Linked DNA regions of Homo sapiens: region 2 is linked to region 1. A link is a loop called in an ENCODE intact Hi-C map of the cell type or tissue named here. Cell type or tissue: heart right ventricle. All regions are shown on one strand. Each heading gives the region's core, and the rest is flanking DNA. Links, peaks and the distances in the headings are about the cores only. Region 1 has its middle 1.8 kb from the start of KRT222. Region 2 has its middle 24 kb from the start of CCR7.

Region 1 (2,913 bases), core at 263-2,762:
CTCCAACCAACGATAATGGGACAGATGGGAAGAATAATGACTGTCTCAGTGAACACAGCTTGGACAGATGACACTAAGGACAATATGCTCCCCGCCCCAGGTCACAACTATATAAGCTCCCCTAAAACTTAGATGCAATGCTTTGGAGAAAAGGCGAGAGACTGAGATGATGAGATTTAACACACATCCTCCATAGAATAGGAACTCAAAATAAAGATTAACATGAAAAAAGAAAAATAAAGCAATAAGGTCTGCCTGAGCCTATGCACCCAGAGTTGTGATAGCTGCAGCATGAACTACTTGCCAATATTTAACTGCAGGAATCTTAACTTCAGATGATTGTACCAACAACTCGTTTCCTCTGGCTGAAGAGAGAGGGATAAATGAGTGGAAGAAAACTTACATTTATCAGAATGGCTCTCAAACTTTGCTACATATTAGACTCCTGGGAAGTTTTCAAAAATTCTGATGCCCAGGCCCCGTCCTGAGCCAATTAAATCAGATTTTCTGGGAGGAGGACACAGTCATCACCATTTTTTAAAGTTCCAGAAGTGATTTCAGTGTGCAGACACACAGACACACGAATGTCCCTGGAGCCAGGGTCCCCAAACACAGTATTTTGGCATTTGTGAGATGTGTTATAACAAGCTTTCTCCTTTTAATAAAGTCAACATTTTTAAATTATTTACTTTTCTAATAACTATAATGGATTTATGACAATCTCCATCATAATCTCAGTCCATGCACCAAGAATTGTAGGGACCCCACAATTTTATATATGCCATAGCCTTTAATGAGGTATTGTTACTGTTTTATTTAAATAAAGGGTAGTATTTTTGTAAAGGAAAGTAATAATATTTTTTCCTTGAAAAATAAAATTTGAGATCTAGAAATAGTTTACTGCATTACTCACATGCCTGTAAAATACCTTTCTAAATCCTATCCCCTCTGTCTGTCTCAATAAATAAATATTTATTATTATGTCTCAAATTATTGACACAGGGTCCCATTCTGTTGCCCAGGCTGGAGTGCAGTGGTGTGATCTGGCTTACTGCAGCCTCAATCTTCCCAGGCTCAAGTGATCCTCCCACCTCAGCCTCCCAAGTAGGTGGGACTACAGGCTTGCACCACTACTCCTGGCTAATTTTTTAATTTTTTTTTTTTGTAGAGTCTGGGTCTCTCTATGTTGCCCAGGCTTGTCTTGAACTCCTGAGCTCAAGCCATCCTCCCGCCTCAGCCTCCCAAAGTGCTGGGATTACAGGGGTGAGCCACTGTGCCCAGCTATTGAGCACTTTAAATGTGGCTGTTCCAAGCTGAGATGCGATGTAAGTATAAAATACACTTGGATTTCAAAGACAGTATCAAGAATAATGTAAAAGATCTCATTAACATTTTATATGGGTTGCTGCATTTTGGATATATCAAGTTAAATAAAATATAGTCGTAAAATTAATTTCACTTCTTTTTGTTTCAATCTTTTGATATGGCTACTAGAAAGTTTGGAAGGACATCTGTGGTTTGCATTTGTGGTTTGTGTTATATTTCCACTGGACAGTGCTGCTTTATTTAGGGTGCATAAGAAATGCTGGCAGACCTATTTAAAATGCAGATTGCCAGGACTGACCCTCCAGGGAATCTAGTTCAGCTCTCTGTGTTTCAGGCGGATATTAGCAGGAGCTACCTAAAGTAGCAGGAAGCATTTAATTCATTGCTCCCTGAATTTAATTTAGGAATTTAATTCATTGCTTTCTTCTCTCTCCTCCACTCCCAAGCCTAATTCTCTTCATATTTCTCAGTCCCAGTTACCAAGAAAGAGAATCAGTTTGGCCTAGATAATCATTAATGACTCTCTTTAGTCAGAGCTTTCTGTCTCAGCCTACTCCAAAGGTCTCTGACCAATCTATAGATAATCAAGTTGTGACTGATGGGGAAGGTGCAGGAGGTAGGGAGGGGTGGGTCAGAAATAACCTGGAACCTCTCCTCTCACCAGGAGCTGTGGGTAGGACAGCTTTGTTTGGAGAGGGCTGTGAGAATGCCCAGCATAGACTGGCCTGGCCAGATGTGAGTTAATTCAGAAATTAAAAGAGCAGGACATGCATGCAAAGGCCCTGTAAGGGCTAGAACCCAGGTCTGATTATCTCCTGAACTGTGCTCCAGATACAATTCAGCCAAAGCCACTCCACAAATAACAATAATGATAGATCCACTCTCACGACATATTTCTGTCACATCTAGCAACCAGCTGGCAAGATTAAACCAGGAATTTAGAAGGGGAGAGAGAGAACGCAGAGGCAGATATGCAGGGGTAATACATGGAACACAAGCAAGTTGTCAAAGAGCCAGTCCCAGTGATGTCATACATCACTGAGCAACCTTGGGCAAGATGCCTCAACCTCTCTGGCCTCAGTCTTTTCATCTTTACAGGTTAGAAAATGTCAGGGATTGCAAGGATTGGATGGAATGATACGCCAAATACACCCTCCGAAGGGCTCAAGTGATTGCAACGATTGGATGGAATGGTACACTGACTACACCCTCCAAAGGACTCAAGGGTTCTTTTGGTGAATACACCAAAAGGTCTATTTCTTCATCCTTGTTAAAACTTTGGAAATGTTAACTCACAACTCTCATAGTCTACCAGCACTTATCTGCAACATTTTGAGAAAACTAAATATAATTTTCTTTTTTTTTTTTTTTTTTTTTTTTGGAGATGGAGTCTCACTCTGTCACCCAGGCTGGAGTGCAGTGGCTCAATCTCGGCTCACTGCAACCTCCACCTCCTGGGTTCAAGCAATTCTCCTGCCTCAGCCTCCCGAGTAGCTGGGATTACAGGCACCCACCACCACGCCCAGCTAATTTTTGTATTTTTAGTAAAGACAGGGTTTCATCATGTTGGCCAGGCTGATCTCGAAC
Region 2 (2,913 bases), core at 289-2,788, 78 kb after region 1:
AGCTGAAATTTACACCCCTTGCAATATTTCCATTTACTATCAGTTTCTGTCTAACCCAGGCAGACATAAAAGGCCTCTAACTGGATCTAAACCAATTAATTATCAGATCCAACTCAACTCAAAGAGTGGCCACTATTTTATGCACTCTGAGTGTAGCCTGTTTGGGGTCAAATCAACAGAAATATCCTTCATTTTAACTTAGCACTCTTTGGCTGAGCACCAAGAATATGCCAGGTACTGTGTTAAATATGTAAGAAATAAATAAGATGCCACGTAATGGTAAGCTGATAGAGGGAGAAAAATGCATGCATGCCCATGATACAAATTTGACTAAGAGGTGCTATCCTAGCAGTGTGAACAGCATTTGTGGGTTCAGGGACTTCAAGAATTCTTCAGGAGGTGAGAGTATTTGAGCTGGGTCTTGAATAATGAGTTAGAGTGTGACACGGGAGAGAAGGAGCTGGAGCCACCTTAGCCTGACAGAAGAGCATGTGGAAAATCCCAGAAAAATGAAAGTGCACAATGCTTTTAGGGAACCCACAGGTCACTCGGAATGGCTGGAGCACAAAGTAGCTACAGTGGGGGAGTAGAGAGATTGAGGTCAGTGATGTCAACTGGGCCAGATAGAGAAGGGCTTTGAATGCCATTAAAAGCACAAGAGGAGGATGAAATAGATATGGTCTCCTTAAACAGTTGTATGGGGAGGAACAGGAGGGTTTCAGGACTCCACCTTTCACCCATCTTTTCTTTCTGACCAAAGCTCTACTGGGATTTCCTAAATGTGCATAACCTAAGCTTCTCTGAGGCCACAGTCCCACTAGGAGATGATCAATGGAATCCCCAAATGTGAGACCAGAGAGGACAGACAAGATCATCTGGTTCAATCCCCAGATAAGGAACCAGGAGAAAAGGGCCTCATGGAAATTTGGCTGGCAGAGCCAAGACTGGAACCCCACACACGTTTTCACTGCAACAGATGGTCTCAGGATCAATGAGCATCAAGATACCTGGGCTTTCTAATCATGTTTAAAATGGACAATTTCAATCCAAGTGGGAATCATGGCGGATGGGAGGCAGGACTAGATTGCAGCTCTGGACAGAGCAGCCATGTGGAGGTTTGCATTGTGAATTTTAGCTCCAGATCAACTGCAAGAACAAACCAGCCACCCTGAGAGGACCCACAAACCCTCTGAAGGAAGCGGACTGCTCCTGCAAGACCCAGGAGACAACCCAAATACTCTGGGAGGTAAAAAGCCTCAGGCAAGTTTTCAAGCCCATCTCGCCCTTCACCTGGAAACAGACTCGGTGCTGTAGGGGGAGGCACGGTGGGAGTGAGCACTTGGGTTTGCATGGGACCTGGGTGAGGCCTGTGACTGCTGGCTTTCCCCCACTTCCCTGACAACCTGCATGACTCAGCAGAGGCAGCCATAATCCTCCTAGGTACATAACTCTAGTGACCTGGGAATGTCACCCTCATCCCCTACAGCAGCCACAGCAAGACCCACCCAAGGAGAGTCTGAGCTCAGACATGCCTAGCCTCTCCCCCACCCAATGGTTCTTCCCTGTCCACCCTGGTAGTTAATGGAAGACAAAAGACATATAATCTTGGAAGTTATAGGGCCCCGCCTACCGCCAGTCCCTCTCCACACTACTACAGTTGATGCTTTCTGGAAAGTGCCACCTCCTAGCAGGAGGCCAACCAGCACAAAAATAGAGCATTAAACCACCAAAGCTAAGAACCCTCATGGAGTCCATTGCACAGCCTGCCACCTCCACCAGAACAGGTACTGGTATCCACGGCTGAGAGACCCAGAGACAGTTCACATCACAGGACTCTGTGCAGAAATCCCCAGTACCAGCCCAGAGCCAGGTAGACTTGCTGAGTGGCTAGACCCGGAAGAGAGACAATCACTGCAGTTTGGCTTACAGGAAGCCACATCCACAGGAAAAGGGGGAAAGTACTACATCAAGGGAACACCCTGTGGGACAAAAAAATCTGAACAACAGCCTTCAACAGCCCTAGACCTTCCCTCTGATAGAGGCTACCCAAATGAGAAGGAACCAGACAACCAACCCCAGTAATGCGACAAAACAAGGTTCATCGACACCCCCCAAAAATCACACTAGTCCACCAGCAATGGGTCCAAGCCAAGAAGAAATCCCTGATTTGCCTGAAAAAGAATTCAGGAGGTTAGTCATTAAGCTAATCAGGAAGGGACCAGAGAAAGGCGAAGTCCAATGCAAGGAAATCCAAATAATGATACAAGAAGTGAAGGGAGAAATATTAGAGGAAATAGACACCTTAAAGAAAAAACAAGCAAAAATTCAGGAAACTTTGGACATACTTTTAGAAATGCAAAAGCTCTGGAAAGTCTCAGCGATAGAATTGAACAAGTTGAAGAAAGAAATTCAGAGCTCGAAGACGAGTTCTTCAAATTAACCCAATCCAACAAAGACAAAAAAAAAGAATAAGAAAATATGAATAAAGACTCCAAGAAGTTTGGGATTATGTTAAATGACCAAACCTAAGAATAATCGGTGTTCCTGCGGAAGAAGGCAATTCTAAAAGCTTGGAAAACATGTTTTGGGGGAATAATCAAGGAAAAGTTTCCTGGCCTTCTAGAGACCTAGACATACAAATACATGAAGCACAAAGAACACCTGGGAAATTCATCACAAAAAGATCTTCACCTAGGCACATTGTCATCAGGTTATCCAAAGTGAAGACAAAGGAAAGAATCTTAAGAGCTATGAGACAGAAGCACTAGGTAACCTATTAAAAAACAAAACAAAACAAACCTATCAGATTAACAGCAGATTTCTCAGCAGAAATCCTACAAGCTAGAAGGGACTGGGACTCTATCTTCAGCCTCCTCAAACAAAACAATTATCAGCCAAGAATTTTGTATCCAG

Evidence for each region. Peaks named below come from ENCODE experiments on the same cell type or tissue, not always from the same donor. Only the 100,000 strongest peaks of a DNase experiment are listed, where the experiment ranks them.
Region 2: it touches region 1 in a loop (12-fold over the local background); 1 of 110 quality-filtered maps calls a loop at or near these places.

What each region holds. Positions count from the first base shown.
Region 1 is chr17:40,665,518-40,668,430 of GRCh38, reverse strand. No RefSeq gene overlaps it. Among named protein-coding and RNA genes, the nearest start is that of KRT222, 1.8 kb to the right of the region's middle. In heart right ventricle, for the core only: no CTCF peak of the experiment used is centred there; no DNase peak of the experiment used is centred there; H3K27me3 peaks cover 2,420 bases.
Region 2 is chr17:40,587,695-40,590,607 of GRCh38, reverse strand. No RefSeq gene overlaps it. Among named protein-coding and RNA genes, the nearest start is that of CCR7, 24 kb to the right of the region's middle. RefSeq lists an enhancer at 787-1,986. In heart right ventricle, for the core only: no CTCF peak of the experiment used is centred there; no DNase peak of the experiment used is centred there; H3K27ac peaks cover 613 bases.